Linked DNA regions of Homo sapiens: region 2 is linked to region 1. A link is an interaction called in ENCODE POLR2A ChIA-PET data of the cell type or tissue named here. Cell type or tissue: PC-3. All regions are shown on one strand. Each heading gives the region's core, and the rest is flanking DNA. Links, peaks and the distances in the headings are about the cores only. Region 1 has its middle 170 kb from the start of TPBG. Region 2 overlaps TPBG (trophoblast glycoprotein).

What was found. Peaks named below come from ENCODE experiments on the same cell type or tissue, not always from the same donor. Only the 100,000 strongest peaks of a DNase experiment are listed, where the experiment ranks them.
Region 2: POLR2A ChIA-PET joins it to region 1 with 10 read pairs; 2 of 35 experiments call an interaction of 5 or more read pairs at or near these places.

Annotation. Positions count from the first base shown.
Region 1 is chr6:82,533,268-82,543,154 of GRCh38, reverse strand. No RefSeq gene overlaps it. Among named protein-coding and RNA genes, the nearest start is that of TPBG, 170 kb to the right of the region's middle. In PC-3, for the core only: no CTCF peak of the experiment used is centred there; no DNase peak of the experiment used is centred there.
Region 2 is chr6:82,365,178-82,375,064 of GRCh38, reverse strand. It overlaps TPBG (trophoblast glycoprotein), which reads right to left. Exons shown (of 2, transcript NM_001376922.1): 2 at 7,645-9,887. The coding sequence ends at 8,841. Among named protein-coding and RNA genes, the nearest start is that of TPBG, 6.3 kb to the right of the region's middle. RefSeq lists enhancers at 8,834-9,735, 9,736-9,887 and a silencer at 9,688-9,767. In PC-3, for the core only: no CTCF peak of the experiment used is centred there; no DNase peak of the experiment used is centred there; H3K27ac peaks cover 1,008 bases.

The DNA of each region.
Region 1 (9,887 bases), core at 4,953-7,452:
GATAGCATTAGGAGAAATAGCTAACGTAAATTACGAGTTCATGGGTGCAGCAAACCAACATGGCACATGTATACATATGTAACAAACCTGCACGTTGTGCACATGTACCCTAGAACTTAAAGTATAATAATAAAAAAGGGGGCATTATGGGGCATACACCATATAAAAAAATAAGTATCTTGTAGAGATATTTGGAGACTATGCAAATATCATGCTTCTCATCTATCTTTGTCCACTAATTTTAGCAACCATCAAATGCTTCTTGCCTACAAGTGTTACTGTGGTGTTTGTCAATTATTCCTGGGTTTGTCTATTTCATTAATTCTTTTTACATTTACAAATTAGAATTTTATTATAAATAAGAGTTGTCCCTTCTTCCTCATTTATTTATATATTATGTAAATGGTGTGAACAAGTGGCAATTAACTTTTTCTGTGGGCTATAATCCATAACTGTTATTTATATTTCAATAAATAATTGAGCTCCCTCAAGAAGGCTCTTTTGTCCTATTAACATGCCTCTACTTTTTTTTTTTTTTTTTTTTTGATCACTTTTTCTTTTTGGTACCACAAGGTGTCCCAAGCTCATCTTGTAATATCCCTGCCCTAGCTTTGGAATCAGAAATTTGTCCAAAGAGCCCTGGTTCTTTTTATTAGAGGATGCTGTTTGAAAACCAAGATATGAGTGCTATTACTTCAGGACCCTTCTAGTGAGCAAATACACACCACACATTTACATACCCTTTTATGTATATGTACACATACATATTTGTATTTCTGTGTCTGCATATTATTAAAAACTATTTTTATGCTACCTCTGATTTGTATCCAACATCAAAGGAAACTTCCCCATCCTTATTTGTAATTCCTGTTGCTGTGAGATATCTGGATTTCATTATTTGAAATATATTTATGATTATCTCAATGTTAGGATGCATAAACTTAGTTTCAGAATTACTCATACCACTGTGAAAATAAAATGTACTAAAAAGAGTAAAATATTTGACTTTTTTCTTTAGCTTTATATAATAGACGTTGTTTTCCAACGCTACCCTAGCATAGTTCTTTTCTTCACCAATTCCTTTAGTGTGGCTATGTTATTCATCAGTAACACAGTCAGGTTAACTCTGTTGGAATTCCATTTTGGACTCTCTCCCATGTCCTGGTTGATTTTAATTATTTTTGGCTATGTGAAACATTAACATGGTCCTAAAAATCAGAAATATACAAACAATGTATACTTTCCATTATTTTCAACACTTTATTCCACCTGCCCACTGTAAAAAACTATTCCCACTAATATTTCTGATTTTTGCTTCTCATATTTCTTTTTGTATACTGCCTTGTTTTATTGTTTAATGAAGATAACAGACTATAGACAATGTTTTGCACTTTGCTTTCTGTGCTTAGCAATATATCCTGGAAATTACTCTGCATAAGTCCATAATGATTGCCCTTATTCTGCAGTTCCATAGTACTCCATCGTGTAGATGTACCATGGTTTATTCAAACACTTTCTATGTGTGGGTAAGTGCATATATGGCTTCGTTACATATTGCCAAATTCCCCATCTCCAACTGAAAATTTGTTTCAGTTGACATTCTTAGAAATTTAAGAGAATGCATATTTTTTCATAGTCTGGCCAGTAGCATATGATGTCATATTTTTAGATTATTTTCCAAACTGATAGGTAAAAACTGATAATTCAGTGTTGCTTTAATTTGTATTTCTTTTATTATGAGGGAGTTTAAATATCTTTACGTGCGTTTAGGAGCCATTTGTCTATTCATATATTTTTACCATTTTTTCTCTTGGGGTTGAGTCTTTGTCCTCCAGTTTTTTTGTTTGTTTGTTTTCCTGAGACGGAGACTTGCTCTGTTGCCCAGGCTGGAGTGCAGTGGCATGATCTCGGCTCACTGCAATCTCCGCCTCCCAGGTTTAAGCACTTCTCCTGCCTCAGCCTCCGGAGTAGCTGAGATTACAGGCACGCACCACCACGCCCAGCTAATTTTTGTATTTTTAGTAGAGATGGGGTTTCACCATGTTGGCCAGCTGGTCTCAAACTCCTGACCTCGTGAGCCACCCGCCTTGGCCTCCCAAAGTGCTGAGATTACAGGCGTGAGCCAGGGCTCCCAGCCTGCCCTCCAGTTTTTAAGAGCTCTCCTTACATATGAGGTATTTTAGCCCTTTATTGGGATAGGTCTTGCAAATATTTTCTACCAGCTTGTCAGTTGCCTTTTAACTTTGTTTATGATATTTGCCATGTAATTTTAAAGAATTTTTTGTGGAAACATGGATGGAGCTGGAGGCCTTATTCTTAGCAAACTGATGCAGGAACAGAAAACCAAATACCATGTGTGCTTACTTAAAAGTGAGAGCTAACTGATGAGAAAGTACGAACACAAAGAAAGGAACAACAGACACTGAGGCCTAATTGAGGGCGGAAGGTCCAGGAGAGAGAAGAGCAGAAAAAATAACTGTTGTGTACTGGGCTTAATACCTGGGTGATAAAATAATCTGTACAACAAATCCCTGTGACACAAGTTTACCTATGTAACAAACCTGCACATGTGCCCCTGAACTGAAAATAAAAGTTAAAAAATAAGAGAATCGGCCAGGCGAGGTGCCTCACTCCTGTAATCCCAGCGCTTTGGGAGGCTGAGGAGGGCAGATCACCTGAGGTCGGGAGTTCGAGACCTGCCTGACCAACATGGCGAAACCCCATCTCTACTGAAAATACAAAACCAGCTGGGCGTGGTGGGAGGCGCCTGTAATCTCAACTACTTGGGAGTCTGAGGCAGGAGAATTGCTTGAACCTGGGAGGTGGAGGTTGCAGTGAGCCGAGATCATGCCACTGACTCCAGCCCAGGCAACAGAGTGAGACTCCATCTCAAAATAAAATAAAGATAAAATAGTTTTATATAATCAAATTTATGAATATTTTCTTGTATTGCCTCTGACTTTTGAGTCATATTTAGAAAGCCTTTTCCTACACTATGGTTAAAAAAAAGACTTATCCCGCCTGGGTGCGGTGGCTCAAGCCTGTAATCCCAGCACTTTGGGAGGCCAAGGTGGGCAGATCACCTGAATTTGGGAGTTCAAGACCAGCCTGACCAACATGGAGAAACCCCGTCTCTACTAAAAATTGAAAATTAGCCAGGCATGGTGATGGGCGCCTGTAATCCTAGCTACTTTGGAGGCTGAAGCAGGACACCTGAAGTTGGGAGTTCAAGACCAGCCTGACCAACATGGAGAAACCCCGTCTCTACTAAAACTTCAAAATTAGCCAGGCATGGTGACGGGCGCCTGTAATCCTAGCTACTTGGGAGCCTGAAGCAGGAGAATCGCTTGAACCCAGGAGGTAGGGGTTGCAGTGAGCTGAGATCGTGCCATTGCACCCCAGCCTGGGCAACAAGAGGGAAACTCCATCTCAAAAACAAACAACAACAACAAAACAAAAACAAAAACAAAACACGACTCATCCATCTTTTTGCCTGATCTATTTGGAGTTTGTTTATTACTATATACAGAGTGAGATAGGATCTAATTTCATCTTTTTCCAAATGGCATATTTATTTAAAAGTTTATCATTGCTCTGGCTGGGCAGTGGTTCAGGTCTGTAATCCTAGCACTTTGGGAGGCCAAGGTGGGCAGATCACTTGAGGCCAGGAGTTCAAGACCAGCCTGGCCAACAAGGCAAAACCCTGTTTCTACTAAAAATACAAACAATTAGCCCAACATGGTGGTGCACACCTGTAGTCCCAGCTACACAGGAGGCTGAGGGAGGAGAATCACTTGAACCTGGGAGGCAGAGGTTGTGGTAAGCCAAGATTGTGCCATTGCTCTCCAGCCTGTGTAACAGAGTGAGACTCTGTCTCAAAAATAAATAAATAAATGTAAAAATAAAAGTTTATCATTGCTCTAATTATTAAAGATGCACATGTATCATATACTACATTTCCATATGTACTTGGATCTATTTATCTTCTTTTCCTTCAGTCTGTCTATTCATGTACCAGTATCACAATGTTTAAATCATAGAGGCTAGTTTCCTCTGATAGTTTTTCTTTTTCAGTGCTTTTCTGAGTATTCTTGTAATTTGTTTTCCATACGAACTTTAGTATCAACATGTCCAACTCCATGAATCTTGTTAGTATTGTACTGCAACTGCTGTAAATTTATGAGTTAACTTAGAAAGAGTTGATATCTTTATAAGGTTGAGTTGTTTTACCCAAGAACAGGGGAGGTCTTTCCATTTGATCAAATCTACTTTTATGTGTTTCAGGAGAGTGCCATTCGTGTTTTAGTCCAAAGAAGAGACTTATAATGAAAGGTTCAGGAGTCATGGGGCACCACCTTTAAACACAACATGCTGGTGATTGCACCCTCCTTGATATCAATTCAACTAATATTTACTAAGCATTTGTCTACCAGATGGTAGGATCTATGCTAAGACCTGTGGATACAAAAGTAAAACAACTGGTTCCTGCCTAGGAGGTGCTCACAATTTAGTAGGAGGACGTTTATTAAATTGACAGTAGTGATTACTCTTTTAAAGGACAGCCCAGTCTTTTCATGGGGAGAACTAGATTCAGTGTCTGTGAGACGTTAAGGAGGTTGTCAAAACTGGTTGTGTGAAACCTAGCTGGAAATTTGTTTCTCAATGTCATTTATGCATGAAATAACTTTTGCTTACAGCTGAGTCTTACAGAAGATAATTTGAAAGTCTAATTGTAAAGTGTTGAAGCCCTTCTTGTTCTTGCATGTGTATCCAGTGTGATATCAAGTGGAATGTTGTAATTAGTTGACTTCAGCAGCAGCTGGTACTCAGCAAGATTTTCTTCTTAAATCACTTTACTTTCCCATGGTCATTAATAATTTGACTAAAAAGGAAGCAAATCCTTAAGACCTTTATTATGCTTCCTAATTTTTTTCTATCAGTTCTTGCAATGACTAGCACTTTTTCTGTGTGTGATAACAATGTCGAATATTGTGTTTGTATGCTTTCAACAAAATATAATTGTTGCCCAAGTTGAGTGAATCATCACTTTAAAAGTTGTTTTTACTATGGCTCCTTCAAACTTAATTCACATCTTATTTTGAGCTCATGGAGAGTCAAGCAGGATCTTGAAAAAAGGGTGATCCAAGGTAAAATTAATTAACCCTTTCAGGATTGTCAATGTTCCTAGAAAAAGAGATAACTTATTTTCGGACTGTTCTTTGGCCAAATATCTAATATAGAATTTCCAATCTTTCATTCTCTTGCTAGAATAGAATTCTAGTTTTCAAAATGGAACTAAGACAATGATAAGATGCTAATATGGATGCATGCTTATGACTTTAGAATTAGAAGTGTGATTGCAAATACTAGCTAGGAAAAGGAGATGGGGTCAGAGAAGGGAAGAAATCTTATTCTTTTTGATCCTTTCTTATCTCAGCTTGAAAGTAAAAGGAGACTTGTTCACTACAGCTTTTCAAAAAGCAAAGACTGTTTCTTCAGGGAGTCCAAGAGTCCAAGAGAGAAAAATGATGGAATGTGGTCTTAGAAGCTTTTCAGAATGAGAAGCAGGTGGCTATTATTAAAATATGAGCTGAAAGTAACCTTACATGGAACTTACTCACAAGTAACTCCCAGAATTTTACGAGTTTTTTTTTTTTTGGTTAATTTTAAACTTCCTCTTTTCTGCACAGCACTGTAGTCATTCAGTTAAATCAATTCATTCCCAATCCTGCACACTTCCCCACCCCCACTCTGGTCTCTGACCCTTTTCTCTACCCTACTTGTACTTTTCCTCTTTTATTTTCATTCTAAAGTGGATGCTACAAGAGAGCTATGTAGGCTCTAAGTCTTTGTGGCTTTGTGGCTTGTCACTATCCTTAACAATCTGCAAAACTGGTTTTTGTTTTTTTTCTTGGTTATTATATCTAGATCACCTAAAGTTACTGATCACATCAATTAATATCATCAATTTTCCTCCATCAAACGAGCGTATTTATTCCAAAATAATGCTAACACTTAAATAATGACAACATTTTTAGTCAGAAAATTACAAAAACATAGAAAAGCGAGGTGACTGTGTCAAAGAATTATTACATACTGACTGACAAGCTGGAAAATGTGAACTATGGAATGAAATATGAATTTCAGTAGCAGTCAATAGTAACTGCTCCCCACTTGACTTCTGAGAGTGTGAATACAACATTCCCCTCAACCCTCACCCCCAAACCCCCAAACCTAGCAAGGGAAAAAAAAGCTTCTCACCACCATTTTTTGAAATCTTGGCTGAGCTAGTGTTAGTATTTTAACCTCATCCAATGCAATCACATTCATCATTGCATTTCATAGATGAATTCCTGCTCCTTAACAGCCTCTCCATACCTAGCTGCTTCTATTTCATTATATATTAAGATTTGACAATAACTTATTAAAAAGGAAGCATGTCCATATTCACTTGCTACATCACTGCTCTCTTTCCTTCTGTAGTTTGTATTTTTTAAATGCATGTAGAAGAAGAAGAGGGGTTGTTTATAAATTTGGTTTAAAATTGTTATAAAGAGAAGGATTGTTTTAGACTTCTTTCTCCCAGAGATTCAGGATTTGGATTTTATCATGTTTGAACTAAACATAGAACTATACAGTAGTTATAACTGCATGGAACTTACTGGTTCATTGTCTTCCATGGAATTAGAGGTTACTACACCTTTAATCTTAGAACAAGCTTACATTCATTTAATTACTGTAATTCAGGACCAGCCATGCTCAAACTGACAGCACTGCCCATATACCTATCTGAGTTCTAGCCCAGGGGAAAGTAGAAGAGAGAAACACCATTGTGAAATGAACACTTCTTGGCTATGAAAGAAATTACTTCAAAATTTTTCCTAACCCACTCTCTTCCCTCTCCTTCTGGGACTCCAGTTATATTTGACTGTTTGATATTATCTCATTGTTATGGACAGTCTGTTGGTTTTTAAACAATATTCTTCTTATTTCAATTTAGGTAATTTTTATTGACTTGTCTTCAAGTTCACTCATTCATTTTTTTTTTCCTGCAATATCTAATCTGCTGTTAAGCCCATCCAATAAATTTCGACTTCTAATATTGCATTTTAAAGTTTTAGAATTTCCATTTTGTTGTTTCATAGAGTTTCCATTTTTTATAGAAAACCAAGAGAAAAGTCTATTTCTTCATCCATAATATGCATTTTTCTGTAAATTCTTTGGCAAACATAATTATTGTTGTAAAGATTTTGTCTACTGATTTCAATAACTAGGTTATTGGGTCTGTCTTTACTTCCTCTCAATTTTTTCCTGATTATCATGTTTTCCTGCTTCCTCACATTTTATATATGTCCCTCCTCTATTACTACTCTCTCACTGTGAGGAAAGCTGGATGAATAGACTTACTGGATTGAGTTCTTCCAGACTCCAGACTCCTCCTACCCTGTCCTTCAGCCCATTCAGGGAAGGCCTGGCTATTTCTTCTCATTCTCAGAAAGTCTCCCCATCCAGGTGTGGAAGCTGCTGCCATTTTCTGCTCATTTCTCTCTGGAACATAATTTATCAAGGCTTCTTTGCTGCCCTTGCTCTTCACTAATTCCTTAGAAAACAATGGTTTTTATTTTATCTAGGTCTTTTCTTGCAGATACTATGAGAACAAAGGTCTTTTGCATTATTCTACATCCTAACTCAAAGCAGAAGCCTAATCTACTTCTTTAAATCAACATGTAGATGTCCTGGCAAAAGACACAGGACACTGAGGAATATTCATAAAGTCCCCAGAGAATCTGTGGCATCAGTGGTTTCTGGTAAAAAGTTGGGGGTTGGTTGGGGGCAGGGAGATGGATAATGAAATTTCCTGGGAAGATGTCATTTATGATTATATTTTTCAAATGAGATAACAAAGGGAAATATAGGGAGAGAACATGAATAAGCACAGGATCATTAAAGAGTCAGCATCACAAGATTAGAGAGTATGAAGTTACCATGCTATTATAATCACAATAGTTTCCAGCTAGTAGAAAACCTTAGGTAGTCTCAAGTCCAAACTCATCTGATAGATGGCGATAGTTATTTGAGGTTGACTTGATAGACTGAATGTTTCTTTTGCTTTCTCCAATGTCCTAGGAAGCCTGTGACTAAACATCAGCGTTTCTTCATCAGACCTATAATGAAGGCCTCTCCTTCCTTTTTTATTTCTCATAACCAAAAACCCCAGGAAGCATTTATCTTTTTCTGAGTTCTAAATTGGAAATCTTTTTTCAAAAAAATAAAACTTAGACCTTGTAACCTAGGAGAAAAAAATCACACCCTCTCTGCACAATGGAAAACAAGTTTTGTTAAGTGGTGTTATCAACTTTTGATAAAAGATAACACCTCAACTTAGTTTACATGAGGCAGGGCAGGTCTGAAGGATCAAAGGCATTTTGGGATGCATGTGAATCCTGCCAGGTCTGTAGGATAGCATAGGAAAAAATGCGTTAATTAAGAATAGACCTCAAACTCTTCAATGCTGACTCACAGGCTCAGTGACTAGAAATTCATGCTTTGGGCACGTAAAAACTAAAATCAGAACTCATGGTAATTGAACAATATTTCCACAGTCTAAGAATTAAAGTCGCCAATGATTCTTATTAGGATATGGTCCACTGTTAGGTTTCTAATTTGTGCCAGGGCATGTAACCTTGCATTCATATGCAGTGTTTCTCGAAAAGTTCTAGGAGAAGGTGCTTAAGAGTCACCTCATGATCTAACAGGAGATCAATAGTTTATATCCTAAGGGAATTTCATAGTTCCAAACAGCTTAAATATTTCAACCAGAAAAAGCCAAGGAGAGAGAAAAACAGTGCACTAATAATACATGCCCTAGGGAGTAAGCTTAGGATACAAGAGAAAACAGAAAATGTAGGAGGTGTGCACATTTTTAGGAAAAGAACGTCTGAAGGTTGAGTTAATACAAAAGTATAATCTGTGGTTATATCAGCTGTGATAAGAAGACCTGTGCTATTTTTTCAGAAGATAATTTGTTTATTGAATGTGGCCAATGCCTTCTTTAGAATCTATAGAAATATCATACACTAAACTTATATGAACATCCTTTCTCTCACAGGAAAAGGTGATTTAATTATTGAAAGAGATTTTAAAAATGGAAATTAAACTCTTCTGGCTTTAGAGCAGCTCCCAATTGAGATGTTTTGGTAAGGTAACAGAAAAATATCATGATTGCTACATCCAACCATCTCCAAGTTTCTTAGGGACACTTTGTGGTTTCCTAACACAACGCATTAAATGTAAAAACTTTGTTTGCAGACTATTCTTTTATCTTGACTTGTTTTGGCTTCTTTTGTTTTATTTTATCTTGTATCATTCATTTATTATTATTTTTATTATTTTAACTTTAAAAAGTTTTTGTCTTACCTTTTCTCCTAGTGAATGCTCCAGAGGGCATTGGCTATAAGATAGCAGTGAAAAAATTAGAAGATTTTATTCCTTGTAGCTGGGGCCAGCAGGATTTAATGAAAGGGAATTGAAGATTAACAATATTATTGTTTTAAAATATTCAAACTGCCTACAAATTGCACATCATCTGCAACAATGACTTGAGAATATTGTTAGGGAAAGTAATAATTTATGACTCCAGACAAAAACTTGCTTAATATCCCATGGCAATTTACAAAAAATAACATGTTCCTAACATTTTATTTGTGAGTGATCATCCATTCATCCTTAATCATAAGGGTGTCAGAGAAACCAGAAAAAAATAGAAGAATATATCAAAATATTCTTTTAATTTACAGTATTGTTTATATTCAAGCCAGGAACTAAGACAACTTTTCTCTACTGGCCTAGTTTTTCATCTACTTCTGTCACATTTTTGACAGCCATAT
Region 2 (9,887 bases), core at 2,546-5,045, 170 kb after region 1:
CTGCCTCTTATGCCTTGGATCATTGACACAGCACTCTGCACAATCAGCACAGTTAGTTATAGAGGCCTCTGGACAAAAATGGAAATAGTACTTATAGACCAGAAGCAAACTTAGGCCTCCTGGCATATCCAACCTACAGGAGGAAGTGGTTTCTCCTGTCCTCAGCCCCTTGCCAAAGGTAATGGTGCTGTAGGCCACCCTTCTTCCAGGCCCACTGGCCACCTGGAGAGTCTCTTGGGATCAACTGAGTAATCAGAAAAGGGATTTCATATGCAAGGTCACCATAAAATGTAATGATGCCCTCTAGTGAGCTGCTGCTATTCATTCCCTAACCAGGACATCCCTGATCAAGGATGGGACTCAAGAGCCAGCACAACCAACCAAACTTCATGCAGTCATCTTAGCACTACATGATGTTTAACCAACAACTGGTCCAGTATGTCTATTTGTATACATTATTGGGGCATTACTAATTATCTAGTCAGTTAGTCTGATCTGTAGCAATAATAGCAATTCCTTATCCAAGGTCACCCCACTTTGGGCTAAAAACAAAATCTCTGGGAATTTTTTGCCTTACAGATAGCCAAAATATAAACAAATGTCACACATCAGCCCACACTAAAACTAAACGAAAAGGCCTCACCAAGACACTTCTTATCCCCTTCAGAGTTCCAGAAATTATTGATGATGACCAAGGCCTGCATTTCACTTCTTAAAATACACACCATGGACTTTTGAAGAAGACATGCAATGGAACTCTCACCTCTCTTACTGACCTCATGCTGCAAGTCTCATAGAGTACAATAATGGTTTATTTAAACAAGTTCAAAATCAATTAAATCAGCCCTGGCACATTTCAGTCATCAATCAAACATCAGTGGTGAATTGTAATAGAGTCTGACTCCATTTGTGATGTCTGAGTACTCATAGTTTTTAAGATCCATTCCTCCTCCTCCCACTTTTTGTCCCATATCTGAGCAAGCCTATAATAGGGCCCATGAACTTCATCCCTTGGCATCTGCTGGAATGTGAAGACCAGACAAACCTGAAGCCTCCACGTGGCTCCAACCCTGATCACAATGAAAAACAAAGCCAAGTCCTGCTCTCCCCAAAAAGTCACATTATGCAAGTAATAAACCTGTGCATACTCTCTTGGTGTGTGTGTGGTCTCATCAGTCTTGATATCCAAACCAATTTGGGAAGGGTGTTGATCTCATCTTTGTTGGGTACAGCCACAGCTATGCATATAACTCCTTTGCTCGTAGACTTCCAAGAGCTCCCCCACTGTCCACTAAATTGTATAGAAACTATTTATGATAGCTTCCATCTAGAAAGATAAATTTATCTTTCTAGTCTTATACTCCATTATTCTCCTTTGTAAACATTACATTTCAAATGTTACTGTTCCCAGAAAACACTTGGTCTTCAATTGCCTCCATTCTCTTTGCTTATGCTATTCTCTCTGTCCTGAGTTTTCTTTTCTACCCATCATCTCTCTTTGCCTCTTCTTCAAAATCATCTTAAAAGCTAACTCTTCCATGAACCCTTTTTGGATTCTCCTGACCAGACAAGATCTCTCCTTACTTTGAACCTGATATCACCTTGTTTGAATCTCTGGTGGGGTTTATCATGTTCTATGCTAGAAAAAGCACAGACATGATCGTCATTCACATCTCCTCTAGAGCAGGAGTTAAGAGCTTGGATCCTGAAGGCTCCCCCAACATCCTCCCCAGAAAAAAACAACAGTTCAAATCCCATATCTGATTCTTACTACCAAGTTGTTCTTGGGCAGGTCATCTATCCTCTGTAAGCCTCAATTTCCTCTTCAAATGAGAATAAATCTTATATGTGAAAAGCTGCACTCCATGAAATGTTAGTTATTATCATCACTTGTCCTCACAACTAGATTAGAAGCAAGTTTATCTCAGAAACTCATTTTTAAAAATCCAATGCAAGATCTGAAAAAATGATTCATGGGAACTTACTAAAATTTTAAAGCAAATTAACAAGAAGATGAGTACAATTAATTCACTTGTATGAAATCTCACTTAATTCTAAGTATACCCATACAAGGCATCTAAAAAAATAAATAAAAGAGTAGAATTCGGCAAAGATATAGGTTTGTCTTAATAACTGCTTCCTAACTCATAACTAGCTAAATTTATTTCCCAGATGTTCCTCCATACCCCACATTGTCTTTCCCCACCCTGACTCACACACACACACACACACACACACACACTCACTCATAACTGGGCTATGGGCTTAGCTATCTTCTAAATTTGTTATTTTAACAAAGAATAGAAATTTATGGATTTAAAACAGTGACAAGTTAGTTGACAACTCGGTCCATATTTACTTCTGTTCAAAATCCTGTCCACAGACATTTCGTTACTATGTAAAGTTTGATGTGAAACTCTTAAAACATATAGTGAGCTATGATCTATATTTCATCATCCTAATTTAAATAGGCATCAAAAATATTTTTTGAAGTTAGAACAAAAGAGATTATACCCTTGGATCTAGTAATTCTCCCTCAAGGATCTACCTTAAGGGAAAAATGCAAAAGGTAGAAATACAGGGGGGTACAAAAATGCTTATTGCAACATAAGTTAAAACTGCAAGCAACATCCTGTATGTATAAAACATATGATTGTCTGCAGTACATTAGAACCAGATGTTAAAATAGTTTTCATAGTGGTGGAGAATGCTCAAAAAAGTGTAACTGAAAAGGCAGGATACATGTGAAATAAAGAGAAGGCCATTTATCCCAATATTAGCACTTCTTTTTTCCTTAGTCATAGTGTTACTCATGGTACTTTTCCCTTCCTGTACTTCAAAATATTCTACAAAACATGAGTTAATTTAAAAATGTTTTTTAAGTGTTTTATAGCCAGTGTTGAAATGGTCTATAAGAATCACCACAGAATGTGTACCATTGAAAATTAAAGTCCTCCTTGAATACAATGTAATACTGTATTGTAAAATTGAGAGAAACTGACATAGAGTCACTTGTATTTGTAAACTGACCCACCTAATGTTCCAGTCAGTCCAATTCCCCTGGGTAAGATCACCTTGAAATGTTGTGTGTCATGGCTCTCTTGGGAGGAAGAAAGTAAAAAGTAATAGAAACAGAACTGATGGCTGGGCACGGTGGCTCATACCTGTAATCCCAGCAGTTTGGGAGGCCAAGGTGGGCGAATCACTTGAGGTCAGGAGTTCAAGACCAGCCTGGCCAACATGGTGAAACCCCATCTCTACTAAAAATACAAAAATCAGCTGGGCATGGTGGTGCACGCCTGTAATCACAGGTACTCGGGAGGCTGAGGCAGGATAATTACTTGAACCCAGGAGGCAGAGGTTGCAGTGAGCTGAGATCATGCCACCACACTCCAGCCTGGGCAACAGAGCAAGACTGTGTCTTAAAAAAAAAAAAAAAAAAAAAAAGAACTGTAAGGGGAAGGGGAAAATAAATGTATAAACTTCCGTTTTTTTTTTTTTTAAGCCTATCTCGATAACATCCCCGGTTCTTTAAAACATATTTTTAATATTTACTTTTCACAAAAAGTATTATAGAGGGTCATTATCTTAAGCTTCTGCTTCCTTAGACCAAATGTTTCCTTACATTAACCAAGTTAAATTGTGAACCACAAGTAAGTCCTATCATAAAATGTCAGCTAAATATAAACTGTATTTGTTTTTATAAACATTTACGTGTAAGTGTATGATATAGTAATCATGTTGCTTAATCTTAACCCACACTTTTTTAAAATAATAAAGTAAACCTAATTAATTTCCCATGCAATACCCTGAAAGGTACTCATGCTAGCTTCCCAAAATTCACATAAATTATAAGCCTTTTGCAATCTGCAGCATAAATACTACATATGATGTGAGAAAATTGAGATGTAGTGTGTGTCCTGCATATGTAAAGACAGTAAACTGGCACTTCAGCAGCCAAGCTGGCAGTGTTCGGCTGGTCAGTCCCCTGGTTTTCCAGGGTGATAATGGATTTGCATTGATTTAACTAACTTCCCTGTTTGGTCCAGGCCCTTAGAGGATGGCAGCATGCACCTGGAGTGGGCGTGAGCTAGGAGAACACAGCAGAGAATGCAAAGCTGACTGTCTCACCTGGTGACTGATTGACTTAATGGTCACGAACTTGGTCTCATTTGTTTAGTTTTCTCACCAGCTGAGCTTAACTCACATTTAAGGTTGAATTATACAAACCAGCACTGCATTCCAGAGTTTTTATTTTTCTTTTCCAAAGAAATATCACCATTAAATTTCCAAAATACTTCCTATTATATAATAGACTCATAAGATTGTTATGAAAAAATCATTTCAAAAACATTAAATGTTTTCGGGGGTTAAAACATGGTAATTTTTAACAAAGTAAAATCTAGAGCAAACTGAAGCATTCACTCAAAGCAACAACAATAAAACAAACAAATTCACCAAAGCAATTGCATGTTTTTATCAGACATGGTGATTTCAAAGGCCTCAAGGTAGGCAATTAGTAATGCCATCATCTGGTAAAAAGAGCACCAGAAGGGGAATCTAGAACCCTAGGATTTTGTCCTGGTTGTCACTGTATAACTGACACTGTATAACATAATAACTGTCACTGTATAACATAATAAGTCACAGTTACCAGTTACTTCATTTGTGGAATGGAAAGCTGAGCTTGACACTTCTAAGAGCGCTTCCAATTTTGAACGACTAAGAATTTGTATTCTTGTCAAAATTATATAAATCATATATTAAACATTTTTTTAATTCTAGATTTTTTTAACCCATGACAAAGAGCTGCTAAAATGTTCTAAGATAAAACAAAATAAAATGAGCCTGCCTTTTTGAAACAAAAGTCTCTAAGAGTAACAATGGGAAAATAACTGTACAAAACATCCTCAAGATGTTTTTCGTCATCTAAAAGGTGACAGGATCACCTGGACAATGTTGAATGTATTTTCTTAAACTAATTATTTCTAGTGCAGCACTGCAGTATTGGTGAAAGATCTTAAAAATACAATATCAAGGTAATTTTCATATATTATCTAGAAATATAAATTCCTCCCTTTCCTCTCCTTTACTGTTAAAAATGCTTGCACAAGTGTAAAAGTGAAACCAGAATTTCATCTAATAAATGTCTGTCTTCACTTTACGGTGCTGCTCTGAAAGGTGGATGACCGGATTTGGGAGCAGGAGGAAGCACGTGCAGAATTGTTTTTAACCTTGCAAATCTCGTGATGTCTCCTTTAGTGTAGTCTTGGGAGAAAAACTAAAATGATATGAAAGAATCACAATCTAGAATTGCAAAGCCTCTAAGGTCCTCAACAAGGTAAGCCCTGTTTTAGAACATCAGGTAAAAGGAAAAGAGTAAAACAGAATTCCTAAGCAAACAATCTCAGTTCATCTGGACCTTCTTTTTTACAGCCACTTTAATTAAAAAGACAAAAGACAAAGGTAAGTTATTTCTAATTAAATACTGAGATGAGCATAATCCACACTTACTGCCAATCAAGGTATTTCTAAAGGATTTATTATTTGTGATTTGCTCATTTATTTCAACCAGCCTTCCCCCCCAAGCTCCTACTCTTTTTCCTTTAAAAAATCCTATTCATTTAAAAACTCCTATTCAATGTGCTTCAAAGTCTCCTTATTTTGTTAGAAAAATCTGTCAGCTCCTGTACAAATTTGCCTTGTAGGTTACCATTGAATCACACCCATAGCAGCCAAACTGCTATTACAAAAACGAATGCTGCAAACTGAATGGTTACAATCAAAGGGGGCAGTTATAATTCAGGGCCAAATAGCTGTATTATCCTAAAATTTTTGCTACTTTAAATAGAAATTTATGGGATAGTTGAATAGCTTTCTAAATTAAGGGATATATCAAGTCCTTGAATTTCTAAGTATTTTTTCTAACTTTCTTCAAATGAAACTTGTAAAGGATAAATGAAGGGTGTTTTATGTTGAAAATTTTACGTTCAGTAATAAAGAGTATTACCAACTAAAATAAAATTTTAAAAATGGATACTTGCAGGTTTCTAGAGTCAACAATGCATTAATAGTAAGAACAGTATTTAAAACAAACAGACTTGTCTTATTTTTAAATAAAGTGATACTTTTATTTTTCCCATATTCCCTTATACTTATTGAATTTATATAGCCTCTATCTTCCAAGGAACTTAGAATGTTTTATAAGCTTATAGACTTAAGAATATTAGGGCTGCAAAACATTAATTAGTTGTCAAATAATAACAATTTTTTATCTTAAGAATAAGGTGTTCTTTTAATTGACTTTTTTATTTCCATATTTTGGAGAACAGGAAGGAGTGATGTGATGGAAAACAAAGCAGTAGCAATTGGAAAGTCCAAACAAGAGAATAAGTAGGGGGATGAAAAAGAAGCAATAAATTATAACTTCAAAGAAGCCATCTACCTAACAGGGAAAACTTGGCTTCACTTTATCAGATTCATCATTGCTTCAAAGAGTTGATGAGAAAAGCTAGACTAATGAATCTACTGCTTCCCTGGTTCTTAGATAAAGCTCCACTTTAAACTGTTAGATTATCATGTGATGAAGAAACAATTCTTCTCAATAGAGGCTCTATCAATATTATAATTTGTTTCCTACAATATCAGAAGACTTACTAAGTCCATCAACAGTTTACTAAGATAGTGGTCACTATTTTTGACAGATTAGTATCTCATTGTTCTTACCAAATAATGGCAACCAGACAGTTTAGGAATTTCTGATGAACACTTAAACTGTTTGATGGAATTTTAAGTGCCAAATATTTAGCTTTTTCTGAGGTAATTATAGGATCTGAAATATAACCCTTAAATAATAAATACTATATTTCACAAAACAAGCCTGATGGAATTTAAGGAATTACAGCTTTGTATTCTGACTATATATTCTAACCTATAAAAAGGAAGATTTACTTATTTTTAGCCCTACTTTGAAAATTTCTGAATTTAATTCAAAGAAGGAATCAGCAAAGATTTCTAGAACCTAAAATACTATCTGATCCTATTTTATTTATAAAAATATGAAAATGTAGATTTTATTTCAAACATAAAGCACTGAAGGACATAACCAGTTCAAAGGAAAAGCAAGCCCTAAGACTTACTGATGCAAGTTTACCTAATACTTTCAGTTAAGCAATAATGGCTACATTTAAATCACTTGATAAAAGAGCCTGAAGACTGATTAATGGAATTTACTTTTCAGATTAAATGACAGATAATAAACTGAAAAAATAATAAAAGCCTTGTATATTATGGATGTATCAATTAATGATTGCCTGTATTTACACCTAAATGTGATTTATTCTTCACAAAGGTGTATATACTTACATTATGAACAGCTTAGCTAAAATCAAAATATCCTCAAATTCTTAAACACTGAACTGAAGATAAGAACCTATAAATACTTGAGACACGTGTTTACAGATGTAGACATTTATCTGTGGTTATTTCCTCAAGTTCATATTCAACCATGTCAAGTCAACTTTTTAAACATATTAGCTGGGTCTCTGATAAACTAAAGAACATTTATGTTCCACTTTAAATGTTTTTTTGAAAATATCCTCAAGAAAATCTAAGTTTCAATTTACATTAAGACATTGAGAAATATTTTTTAAATTATATTTTATATCTTTTATTTCAGAATATTGTCTTTAAGACACTTTATCTTTATATTTATTTGCATTACATTTGTTTCAAATTCTGCTCTAAAAATCCACAGAACAATTTCAAACAGAGTTTTATTAAGTAAATACTATTTTTCTAGACCAACAATAACTTCATTAGCCTTGAAAAAGCCCCAAACTGGGAACTGTTTATTGTGCAGAACGCTTAGCTTTTACCAACTTCATTATGTTCTTACAAAACTGTTTCATAAATAGCATTAACTTTGGGACCATACAGTCACATGAATACTCAAACTCTCCATTTAAATACTAAAAGGATCCACCATTTCAAAACGATCTCCCAAGTCTATTTATATTAGACATTGCTACAGTTTGATTCTCAGCTATGTTAAGTAATAATTATCATCGGAACCAAGACCATTGAATACTCCTGCCCTTCATCCTTTTTTCAAAGCAAACTTGCACACACTGTAATTCTTTTAAGAATCTTTATTTTTTTTTTTTTTAACAATTCAGTCGGTTGGATCTCGATGCAGTTTATTAAAAAAAAATCAGTACATTTTCATATAAACTGCAATCAAAAAAGTAATTTACTTTGTCAAAGAAGTTATGAAGTTGCAAGTTATTTTTTGTAATATGCAGAACAGTAAAATGTAAGCATGCTCTTGGATGCAGGTGCTCCTGTGCACCATGGAGTTATTTTGAAGAGCCTGCTAACGTCTGCAGGCAGTTTATAGGATGCAATTATTTTCTCCACAACTTAGGTACATGAGAATAAAACTGATATTTATGAATAAAGTATTTTTCTCGAAAAAGTTGAGGCAGCTTTTGTTGAATGCTATCTGTGTGGGTACACTTGCTACACCTTGAACTGTACTGAGAGAGAGACAGACAGCAAGAAGCCCATGTTCATGCTGAAACCTGAAAAATCCCTCCATACGTGTTGAGGAGTTCCAAGAAAAAGAAGAGGGTAAAACACTATACACAACTGTTCATCGTCTTACATTAACAGAACACACCGAGAAACTTTACATAACAAGGAAGCAAATCCCCTTCACTGCTTTTAGTCAAAGTCCGTTGTATCTATAGTGGAGGATGAAAGTGGAGCAAGCCTAGTAGGGATAAAGCTTAAGTCTACATCTCATGCAGAGTTGTCCTTGGTCTGTCCTCTAATATTTCTCAGACATCCGAGTTAGAACTGAGGTTCGTTAATCTGGGGTCCGCATTGATTTCATATCTGTAATGATACCCTTCCATGTGATCCCTGCAGGCATCTCTGATGTTATGCATCCACTTTTTTATCCCCTTGCGGTTCAAATACAAAACCAGGAGGAAAATAGCGCCTATCAGGGCTAAAACAATACCCAGGAAGACATAAGAGGTTTGCAGGGATGGGGGAAGAATCGGGTCACAGTCCAGGTCAGCACTGTTGAGTTCCAAGAGGACCCGATTCCTCATTTTTTCCGGATATGCACAGGTGAGCCGGTCTTTGCCCTGCACTACCTCTGTTTCCTTGAGCCAGGTCACCATGTCTGCCATGTGGCAGTCGCAGACCCAGGGATTGTTGTCCAGGAAAACCCTAATGTGGGGTAGACCTTGCAACTCAGCCAGGGTGCCATTGTGAAGGACCTTGAGGGCATTGTCCTCCAGGTGGAGGCTTTCTAGATGTGTCAGGTTGCGGAAGGACACGTAGGTCAGGCTCACCAGCGAATTATTACTTAAGTCCAGGTGCCTGAGGCTGGGCAGTTGGGCCAGCACATCCCGCGGCAGGTAAAGGAAGTGGTTGCTGGCCAGCTCCAAGCGGCGGAGCCCCTGCAGTGCACGGCCCGCCAGCAGGGCCGCCACCACCATGCCCTCGAAGCTCCGGTTCTGCCGCTCATCTTCAGGGGGCACGATGTGGTTCAGGATCAGTTCCACAAGGGGACTGGGGGCCGAGACGCTGGCATTGCTGCCCGAGAAAGCGAAGGGACTGAGGTCGGCCAGTGGGTTGTGGCTGAGGTCGAGCTGGCGCAGGCTGGGCAGATGCTCGAAGGCGCCCGCGCGCACCTCGTCCAGGCGGCTGCCGCTGAGGTTGAGCGCGGCCAGCTCCGCCAGCGGCGGCCGGCGGGCGAAGGCGCCGGCAGGGAGCACGGCCAGCTGGTTGCCGGTAAGGAAGAGGTTGCGCACGTAGGCGGGCAGGTCCGTGGGCACCTCGGTCAGATTGCGGTTAACGCACTTGACTGTGCG